Linked DNA regions of Homo sapiens: region 1 is linked to region 2. A link is an interaction called in ENCODE POLR2A ChIA-PET data of the cell type or tissue named here. Cell type or tissue: GM12878. All regions are shown on one strand. Each heading gives the region's core, and the rest is flanking DNA. Links, peaks and the distances in the headings are about the cores only. Region 1 overlaps FAM193A (family with sequence similarity 193 member A). Region 2 overlaps RNF4 (ring finger protein 4).

Region 1 (5,372 bases), core at 209-5,208, 100 kb before region 2:
GCCTCAGCCTCCCCAGTAGCTGGGATTACAGGCATGTGCCACCATGACGGGCTAATTTTGTATTTTCAGTAGAGACGAGGTTTCGCCATGTTGGCCAGGCTGGTCTCGAACTCCTGACCTCAGGTGATCCGCCCATCTTGGCCTCCCAAAGTGCTGGGATTACAGGCGTGAGCCACCGTGTCCGGCCCTACTTACTAAACCATTCTTGTTTTTGGAAAATAGTTTTCATTTAAAAACATGCTACTGATCTTAACATGGAATCAGTCAAGTATATAAACCACCTATGGCTCAGCAATTCCTTCTATTTATAGACAACAGAATGTCATGTGTGCTCCACAATCAGCAAGATTTGGAAACAACTAAAATGCAACATGTTCACAAAGGAGGATGGCATCTAGCAATGAAAATAGAGAAACAAGATTTATGACTCTCAAACATAATGCTGAGCAAAATAAGTAAGACATAAAATAACACACAGTACGATTACATTTCTGTAAAATTCAAAACACCAGGAAAACTGTACTACAGTATTTGTGGGTAGATGCTTAGGTGATATAACTAACAAAGAACAGTAAGAGTGAGGACTAGGAGCAGCCGGCAAGTGTGAACTTGCTGCAAGAGGGTAATGACTAGAAGGGGTTCAAGAAGGGATCTGGGTTAACAGCAACGCTTGATTTTTGACCTGCATGGTAGCAGAAATTACCCCACATATATTAACCATTACAGTAAGTGATGAGGATTGATTTCACCATTAAGATGCAGACTCTCGCCTGGGCATGGTGGCTCACACCTGTAATGCCAGCACTTGGAGAGGCCAAGGTGGTAGGATTGCTTGGGCGCCGGAGTTCAAGATCAGCCTGGGCAACACAGTAGGGACCCATCCCTACAAAAAATTTAAAAAAAAAAAAAAAATCATCCAGGACTGTTGGCGTGCAGCTGTAATCCCAGCTACTCAGGAGGCTAAGCTGGGAGAATCACTTGAGCCCAGGAGGTCGAGGCTGCAGTGAGCTGTTTTCGCACCACTGCACTCCAGCCTGAGTGACAGAGAGAGGCCTTGCCACCAAAAAAAAAAAAAAAAAAAAAAAGGAAAAAGAAAAAAGAAAAAAAGCAGACTCTCAATTAAAACCACGTAAAGTCTACCTCTATATATACTGCATAAGAACACCTAAACAGACTAACACAAAGAAATCAAAATTAAAAGGATGTGCAGATGTGCAAAAAAAAGAATGGGAGGGAGCTCCCATAGCTAAACAAACAGAAAACAACGCCCTTCAGGAGAAAGGCACGACCACAGATGGGGTCCGTGCAGTAACAGGAATGATACGCCAAGACTTAAAGACTTAATAATAATTTCAACCTGTATTCTACCCAGCACTCTTGAAATATGTAAAGCAAAACAAACTTTTTAAGGAAGACAGGAAAAAGACACATTCATAGTAGGACATTTTAAATAACACTCAGAAATTGACAGATTAAGCACCAAAAAAGCAATAAAACCACGGAAACACAGAAGGATTTAAGAACACAATTAATGAGGTCCTGAGCCTTCCACCTAAACCCAGAGAAAACATTATTTTCCAGCACAAACAGAATAATTTAAAAAAGTAACTATGTATTAGAACTAGCAAATACAGCAAATACAGTGATTAATAAGGAATCACTATCATACAGACCATGATTTTCAACTATAACAGCATTAAATTAAAAGTCAACATGATTAAAAGTAATTCAAGTGGCTGGCCGTGGTGGCTCACCCCTGTAATTTCAGCAAGTTGGGAGGGTGAGGCGGGCGGATCACCTGAGGTCAGGAGTTTGAGACCAGCCTGGCCAACATGGTAAAACCCCGTCTCTACTAAAAATACAAAAATTAGCTGGGCATGGTGACACACGCCTGTAATCCCAGCTGCTCAGAAGGCTGAGGCATGAGAATCACTTGAACCCAGAAGGCAGAGGTTGCAGTGAGCCAAGATCGTGCCACTACACTCCAGCCTGGGTGACAGAGTGAAATTCCGTCTCAAAATAATAATAATAATAATTCAAGAGATATGTGTTTGGATACTTACACGTACTTCTAAATAATTCACGGGTGAAAACAGAAATAATAAAAACTAGAAAATAATGAAAATTGGCCGGGTGCAGTGACTCACACCTGTACTTTGGGAGGCCAAGGTGGGCAGATCACGAGGTCAGGAGATCGAGGCCATCCTGGCTAACATGGTGAAACCCCGTCTCTACTAAAAATACAAAAAAAAATTAGTCAGGCGTGGTGGCATGCACCCGTAGTCCCAGCTACTTGGGAGGCTGAGGCAGGAGAATGGTGTGAACCCAGGAGGCGGAGCTTGCAGTGAGCCGAGATCGCACCACTGCACTCCAGCCTGGGTGACTGAGCAAGACTCCGTCTCAAAAAAAAAAAAAAAAAAAAAAATTAGCTGGGCGTGGTAGTGCATACCTGTAATCCCAGCTACTAGGGCGGCTGAGGAAGGAGAATGGCTTGAACCCAAGAGGCGGAGGTTGCGTTGAGCCGAAATCACGCCATTGAACTCCAGCCTGGGCAACAAGCGTGAAACTCCATCTCAAAAAAAAAAACAAAAAAAGCCAGGCGCGGTGGCTCACACCTATAATCCCAGCAATCAGGAGGCCGAGGTGGGCAGGTCACGAGACTGAGACCATCCTGGCTAACACGGTGAAACCCCGTCTCTACTAAAAAATATATATATATACATATATATATACACACAAAATTAGCCAGGCATGGTGGTGGGCGCCTGTAATCCCAGCTACTCAGGAGGCTGAGGCAGGAGAATGGCGTGAACCCAGAAGGCGGAGCCTGCAGTGAGCTGAGATGGCGCCACTGCACTCCAGCCTGGGCAATAGAGCGAGACTTCGTCTCAAAAAAAAAAAAAAAAAAAAAAAAAAAGGCCGGGTGCAGTGGCTCACACTTGTAATCCCAGCACTTTGGGAGGACGAGGCGGGCGGATCACAAGGTCAGGAGATCCAGACAATCCTGGCTAACATGGTGAAACCCAATCTCTACTAAAAATACAAAAAATTAGCCGGGCGTGGTGGTGGGCGCCTGTAGTCCCAGCTACTTGGGAGGCTGAGGCAGGAGAATGGTGTGAACCCGGGAGGCTGAGCTTGCAGTGAGCTGAGATCGCGCCACTGCACTCCAGCCTGGGCAACAGAGCGAGATTCCGTCACAAAACAAAAACAAAAACATCAAAACGAAAAACATGGCCAGCCTCATGCCTCTAATCCTAGCACTTTGGGAGGCCAAGGTGGGTGGATCACCTGAGGTCAGGAGTTCAAGAACAGCCTGGCCAACATGGTGAAACCCCATCTGTACTAAAAATGCAAAAATTAGCTGGGTTGATGGCACGTGCCTGTAATCCCAGCTACTCAGAGGCTAAGGCAGGATTATCGTTTGAACCTATGAGGTGGAGGTTTCAGTGAGCCGAGATCACACAACTGCACTCCAGCCTGGGAGACAACAGCGAAACTCTGTCTCAAAAAAAAAAAAAAAAAAGAACAGAACATCTCTAGAGGAAGATTCAAGCATCTGCCAATAGTGGAGGCCTCTGGGAAGGCAAAGAGGATAAAGAGAGAGAGCCAGAGGAAACTAACTTTGCACTGTTCTCTTTCGGGCCTCTAAATTTTTTTTTTTTAAATCACATTCACCATAGCATCAACCAATCAAATATTAATATATAGCACATGTATGTATATAAAATAGCAATAATTGCCTGGGTGCAGTGGCTCACGCCTGTCAACCCAGTACTTTGGGAGGCCGCAGCAGGAGGATCACTTGAGGTCAGGAGTTCGAAACCAGCCTGGGCAACATGGCAAAACTCTGTCTCTACTAAAAATACAAAAATTAGCTGGGCACGGTGGTACATGCCTGTAGTCCCAGCTACCCAGGAGACTGAGGCAGGAGAATCCCTTGAACCTGGGAGGTGGAGGTTACAGTGAGCCAAGATCACGCCACTGCATTCCGGCCTGGGCAACAGAGCGAGAATCTATCTTAAAAATAATAATAATAAAAAGCAACAATTAATTAAACAGACAAAGTACAAGTATTTTAAAAGTTAAAAGCTGCTTCTTTGGAAAGACAAAACTGACAAGACTTTTTTTTGGTTTATAATTTTTTTTTTTTTATAGAGACAGAGTCTTTCTATGTTAGCCAGGTTGGTCTTGAACTCCTGGCCTCAAGCAATCCTCCTGCTTCGGCCTCCCAAAGACTACGGTTACAGGTGTGATCCACTGTGCTGGGCCAAAACTGACAGACTTCTAACAAAACTAGTTTAAAAGAAAAAAAAGAAGGCACAAATATGAGAAATAAAAAAGTAGCCGGGTATGGTGGCTCAGGCTTGTAATCCCAGCACTTTGGGAGACCGAGGTGGGCGGATCACCTGAGGTCAGGAGTTAGAGAACAGCCTGGCCAACATGGCGAAACCCCATCTCTACTAAAAATACAAAAAAATTAGCTGGGTGTGGTGGTACGCGCCTACAGTCCCAGCTACTCGGGAGGCTGAGTCACCAGAATCGCTTGAACCCGGGAGGCAGAGGTTGCAGTAAGCTGAGATCGCACCACTGCACTCCAGCCTGGGCGACAGAGAGAAACTCCATCTCAGGAAAAAAAAAAAAAAAAAAAAGAAGAAGAAGAAATAAAAAGTCAAATCTACAAATCAGGTAAGAAGTGAAAAGAGACCATTACACAGAACTTTATACCAGTAACTCTGCCAATTTTTCTTGTTTTAAAAGAGACGGGGTCTCACTGTGCTGCCCAGACTGCAGTACAGTGGCACTATCATACCGCACAACAGCCCAGAACTCCTGGGCTCAAGCGACCCTCCTGCCTCAGCCTCCTGTGTAGCCGCAACTACAGGCATGTGCCACGCTGGTGGGCAACTTTGACAATTTCTAAGAATATAACTTACCAAAACTAACCTGACAAGATTTTAACCATTAAAGAAATTGAACCACAACTTTAAAATCTACCTAGAGACATACATGGCTGTGAAGGGGAGGTGAGGCCAAAGGCGGGTCATTCATGAATGGGTAGCCCCAGAGTATTTGCATTCCATGGGTCATGGGCCAAGGCAGAAGAAAACAATAATCAAAGCGACAAAGTCTTGAAGAAGATGAAAACAGATGGGCACCTGAAAGCCCAGTGGGGGTGGGCCTTGGAGAGGAAAGAGAGGAGAAAATGCCCTCAGCTATGGGGGTTTGGGGGTGATACAGGGGAGGTGTTAACTTTGATTTTCTCCCTGAAGCACGAAGGTCAATAGCTGAGCTGAGCAAGGGGTGGGTAAAGAGGGTACACGTAGTCTAAGAAGCAAGGAAAAGGAAGGGTTCCTGCCAAGGAGTTTGGGGAG
Region 2 (5,372 bases), core at 226-5,225:
ACTCACAGTGACTGGGCACCATTCTAGGTGTCAGGCACTCAAACACGGCATCTGTTGTAAGATGTCTTACACCATGCCCTGCTGACATGAGTGACCTGTCCCCATTTCATGGAAAGTGAATGAGGCTAAGTCACATGCCCAAGGTCACACAGCTGGTGTAAACTGTGGAATCAGGGACTGAAGACAGATGTGGGGGTCTTGAGATTCTCCCCAAACCACTTTTGTGCCCAGGTGTGGCAAGGTCAGGTTACACAGACCTACTCCATAGGCGACAAGGCTATAACAAATGATTTTCCAGAAACATTTTTCATTTTGGGCTCTCGTCACTGAATGCATGAACTTCTTTGTTATTATTATTGTTACTGTTTATTTTCTTTCTAAAAGCTCAATTCCACAAGATGCATGAACTTCTTTAGCATAAGCTGTAACCTTGACTTGGAGTCTGTGACCAAGGCTGTCAGATGCTGGCACTGGCCAGGGACCCATACCCAAGAAACAGCCGACTCTCACACTCCAACACTTACCACAACAGAGTCATTGTGAGTCAGATCAACCACCACAGGCTCTAAAGATTCACAAGTGAGGTCCACAATTTCATCTCCAGCTTCAAAAGAAAGTATTTCAACAAGCATTAAGATTAAGAGGAAAGTAAGGTTGTATCCCTCTACACTTTAGTATGACTGCTAATGTTATAGGCTTACCCCAAACTAAAACAATCCTGAAGTATACACTGCAAAGAGCACCAGGACCAACACCTCCCTCAGGAGGGAAAGCCAGTAACCACCCTTCCAGAATTCTGCTCTGAGTGGGGAGGTATGGTTTTTACAAATGTACCTGGGGGGTTATGTATGTGTGCGCATGTGCATACCTCTATTCCACGGCATCCCACTTCCACACGGCTATGCCTCTGTGCCCCATCTGGGAGAACGCACCATGCATGCCCAGCCCCAGGCCTTTCTCTTTGGGATGGACTAGCCTGAAACCTCTGCTCCTCCCAGCAGGTGAAGCTGACCACTCTCACTTGGCCCAAGGACCAAAAGTCAGGCTTAGCTTAGTAACTTCATCGGTTAATCTAGGGCAAATTCTTTTTTTTTTTTTTTTTTTTTGAGACAGAGTCTCGCTCTGTCGCCAAGGCTGGAGTGCAGTGGTGCGATCTTGGCTCACTGCAACCTCCGCCTCCTGGGTTCAAGCAATTCTCTGTCTCAGCCTCCCGAGTAGTTGGGATTACAGGCGCCTGGCAGCATGCCTGGCTAATTTTGTTTGTATTTTTAGTAGAGATGGGGTTTCACCATCTTGGCCAGGCTGGTCTTGAACTCCTGACCTTGTGATCCACCCACTTCAGTCTTCCAAAGTGTTGGGATTACAGGCGTGAGCCACCGTGCCCGGCCAAGGACAAACTTTTAATTTCCATTTATCTCTCAAGTTTGTCTCCCTAGTTGGATGGAGAATAACAGTGATATATACTGATAGCTAGAACCTCAACATACAAAATGGGTTGCATCTGTTGTGAAGCTTGCCTTTCAGCCCTTAGGGTATACTGTGATGTCTACATGTGCACAGGATAAAGGTGAGAAGGACATGGACCAAACAGTTAACGTACAACTTCCATTTATATAAAGTAAAAAATGACGCACAACCATTTTTATTTCTGATTACTATTAATATTAATATTAAAAAGCACGGAATGGGCCAGGCACAGTGGTTCACACCTGTAATCCCAGCACTTTGGGAGGCTGAGGTGGGCGGATCACCTGAGGTTGAGAGTTCGAGACCAGCCTGACCAACATGGAGAAACTCCGTTTCTACTAAAAATACAAAATTAGCGAGGTGTGGTGGCACATGCCTGTAATCCCAGCTACTCGGGAGGCTGAGGCAGGAGAATTGCTTGAACCCCGGGATGCAAAGATCACGCCACTGCACCCCAGCCTGGGCAACAAGAGCAAAACTCCATCTCAAAAACAAACAAACAACAACAACAACAAAACACTAAATGAAGTTTTTTAAGAAACAGTATTGGTCTAATATTTGGGGAAAGTGTCTTGTAATGCATTTAACTTTTTTTTTTTGAGACAGAGTCTCGCTCTGTCGTCCAGGCAGGAGTGCAGTGGCACGATCTCGGCTCACTGCAACCTCTGCCTCCCAGGTGCAAGTGATTCTCCTGCATCAACCTCCCAAGTAGCTGGGATTACAGGCGCCCGCCACCACGCCCGTCTAATTTTTGCATTTTTAGTAGAGATGGGGTTTCGCCATGTTGGCCAGGCTGGTCTTGAACTCCTGACCTCAGGTGATCTGCACGCCTCGGCCTCCCAAAGTGCTGGGATTATAGGAGCCAGCCATGGCGCCCAACCCAACGTAACTTCTTTTATTTATTTTTTAGGTGGGGTCTTGCTGTTGCCCAGGCTAGAGTGCAGTGGCACGATCACGGCTCACTGCAGCCTCAATGTTCCAGGCTCAAGTGATCCTCCTACCTCAGCCTCCCACACTTGGCTAATTTTTTTATTTATAGAGACAGGGTCTCACTATGTTGTCCAGGCTGGTCTGGTACTCCTGGGCTCAAGCAATCTGGCTGGCCTGTTTTATTTTCTTGTATCATAAAGTTTCACAAGAATAAAAACCGTGATAATCTTACATATACAATATAATTTATATAAAATTATTGCATTCTTTATTAAAAAGAAGGGCTGTCCAACAGTCCATATACTGATATACAACAATTTATTGAACCATTCTCTTTCTGGTGAACACAATTCTGGGCTCTTACAAAAACAGTGCTCTAGGCCAGGCGGGTGGCTCAGGCCTGTAATCCCAGCACTTTGGGAGGCCAAGGCAGGTGGATAATCTGAGGTCAGGAGTTCGAGATCAGCCTGACTGACATGGTGAAACCCCGTCTCTACTAAAAATACAAAAAAAATTTAGCCGGGTGTGGTGGTGGGCGCCTATGATCCCAGCTACTTGGGAAGCTGAGGCAGGAGACTTGCTTAAACCTGGGAGGCAGAGGTTGCAGTGAGCCGAGATCACGCGATTGCACTCCAACCTGGCTGACAGAACGAAACTCTGCCTCAAACAGAAACAAAAACAAAACAGTGCTCTAATGGGCAGCCCTAAGTACACACAGGGGTAAGACTGCCTAGAGGATGACAAGTGCCATGACGGAAAGCAGTTCGTTCCTTTTTGGTCTAGAGCCAGGATCCTAGCCTCAAGTCAAGGCTTTCAAGAACTCATTTGTAGAAGTGAAACTCAGAGACCATATAGAGAACTTCATTTCTCCTGGGGGGCCCATGAAATTTATCTTGCACTAAGTTTCTTCTGTTTAAAACGCGAGTTTGCATGGCCGGGTGCAGTGGCTCACGCCTGTAATACCAGCACTTTGGGAGGCCGAGACGGGTGGATCACAAGGTCAGGAGATCGAGACCATCCTGGCTAACATGGTGAAACCCTGTCTCTATTAAAAATACAAAAAATTAGCCGGGTGTGGTGGCGGGTGCCTATAGTCCCAGCTACTTGGGAGGCTGAGGCAGGAGAATGGCGTGAACCCAGGATGTGGAGCTTGCAGTGAGCCGAGACTGCACCACTACACTCTAGCTTGGGCGACAGAGCAAGACTCTATCTCAAAAATAAATAAGTAAAAATAAAATGCCAGTTTGCAGGTATCCTAGTTATAAAAACAATATATGCAGAGCAAAGGGACTTAGGCCAGCCATCAACCACTTCTTGAGCAGGCAGAAGGGGAAATCCAATCTGGCCTCTGCCTATACCAAGCTCCAACACAGGGAGCTCTGTGGACAAGTTTGCCTTCTTGGGTGATTTCATGTCCTAATGAAAAACAGAAGAGGAAAGCGAAGTACTTTACAAGGTCCAGCAATTGGGGATGCAGTTTCAGATAGAAAAGGTGGGCTATCTCATTTGCGCTAGATTTTTTTTTAAATGGATCCTACCCCACTGCTGCACATTACCAGAGTTGAACAGTTAGCCCAGTTGAGAAGCTATTTCAGAATCTGTGAAGCTTTGAGTTGTACATGGTGAGTGTGAGACTGCATAGGCCTTCTAAAGACACTGAAAGCACCTTCTACTAGCTCACCCTGGTACAGTGTTCTCTCTCCACTTTAACACCCCACAGTTGTAGTGTCCCTGGCAATCTTACCAGTTTCCACGAGTTCTATGGGTTCTGCTTCCAAGGAGATCTCGGGGGTGGAGGTTGCTTCCCGAGTTCGCTTCTGAGCTTGTCTAGAATTTATTGCTCCACCACGACGCTTTCTCTGAGTAGCAAGGGGGAAAGAAGAGTCACATGAACACCAGAATGTCAGGGTTTCAGGAAGAACTAAATGGGCAATAGAAATGGTTCACTTCATTAAGAAGCCAGCGAGTAGACTTGAAGTTAGGGCTCCTTTCAAAACTTGAGATTCAAGAATACTGAATGCTTACGGAGAGAGAAACCATCCAAAACATAAAATGAGTAGAAATTCCAGAAAGTAAAACTTCTGTTTTATCAAACTATCAGCAGGTCGGCTGGGCATGGTGGCTCACACCTGTAATCCCAGCACTTTCGGAGGCTGAGGTGGGCGAATCATGAGGTGAGGAGTTCAAGGTCAGCCTGGCCAACATGGTGAAGCCTCATCACTACTGAAAATACAAAAGTTAGCTGGGCGTGGTGGCAGGCACCTGTAATCCCAGCTACTCCAGAGGCTGAGGCAGGAGAATCACTTGAACCTGGGAGGCAGAGGTTGCAGTGAGGCGAGATCGCGTCACTGTACTCTAGCCCGGGTGACAGTGTGAGACTCCATCTCAAAAAAACTATCAGCAGGTCAAAAGGGACACGATGCATCCCTTTACAAAAGCTTGAGGCCAAGTCAGGATTTGGACTTGGTAGTGGATGCCCTGGCCAAAAGGCTGGAAACTCTTCCCTTTAACCAAAAGTTATCAATTTCTCTTCCTTGACTTTGTGTTCAGCCTTTCTGAGCCCTTTTTGTTTCTTAGCATAAAGAACTTGGAGTTTTCTGAGTTTCTATACATTGTGGAAAGCTTATCTTCCCCTGGGAAATGTGGCCTTGAACCTTTCAGGGCACTATCAACTGTGATTCACACCAGACAATCACTCCCCACAAAGAACTCAAAGAACCAAAGCTGTTTTAAGCCTGTTCCCAGTGGCTACCCAAGAGCCATGTCTTCCGGAAAGTTCAGGCTCTCAGCTGGTTGATAAGCAACTGACACTCTGACCAGCCTTTCTTCCAAATCCTTAGGCTGCTGGTTTGCCAATATGCTCCAGCATTTCTGGTCTGCCTGGTCCCAAAAGACAAGCTGAGAATATCCTCCACCTTAATCAAGAGACAGAGCTGGCCAGGCGCAGTGGCTCAGGCCTGTAATCCCAGCACTTT

Evidence for each region. Peaks named below come from ENCODE experiments on the same cell type or tissue, not always from the same donor. Only the 100,000 strongest peaks of a DNase experiment are listed, where the experiment ranks them.
Region 1: POLR2A ChIA-PET joins it to region 2 with 11 read pairs; 3 of 35 experiments call an interaction of 5 or more read pairs at or near these places.

The regions. Positions count from the first base shown.
Region 1 is chr4:2,600,505-2,605,876 of GRCh38, reverse strand. All of the region lies in intron 2 of FAM193A (family with sequence similarity 193 member A), which reads right to left. Among named protein-coding and RNA genes, the nearest start is that of FAM193A, 67 kb to the right of the region's middle. In GM12878, for the core only: no CTCF peak of the experiment used is centred there; a DNase peak (open chromatin) is centred at 5,064; H3K27ac peaks cover 492 bases.
Region 2 is chr4:2,495,891-2,501,262 of GRCh38, reverse strand. It overlaps RNF4 (ring finger protein 4), which reads right to left. Exons shown (of 8, transcript NM_002938.5): 3 at 4,142-4,256; 4 at 525-604. Among named protein-coding and RNA genes, the nearest start is that of RNF4, 29 kb to the right of the region's middle. In GM12878, for the core only: no CTCF peak of the experiment used is centred there; a DNase peak (open chromatin) is centred at 3,162; H3K4me3 peaks cover 269 bases; H3K27ac peaks cover 1,451 bases.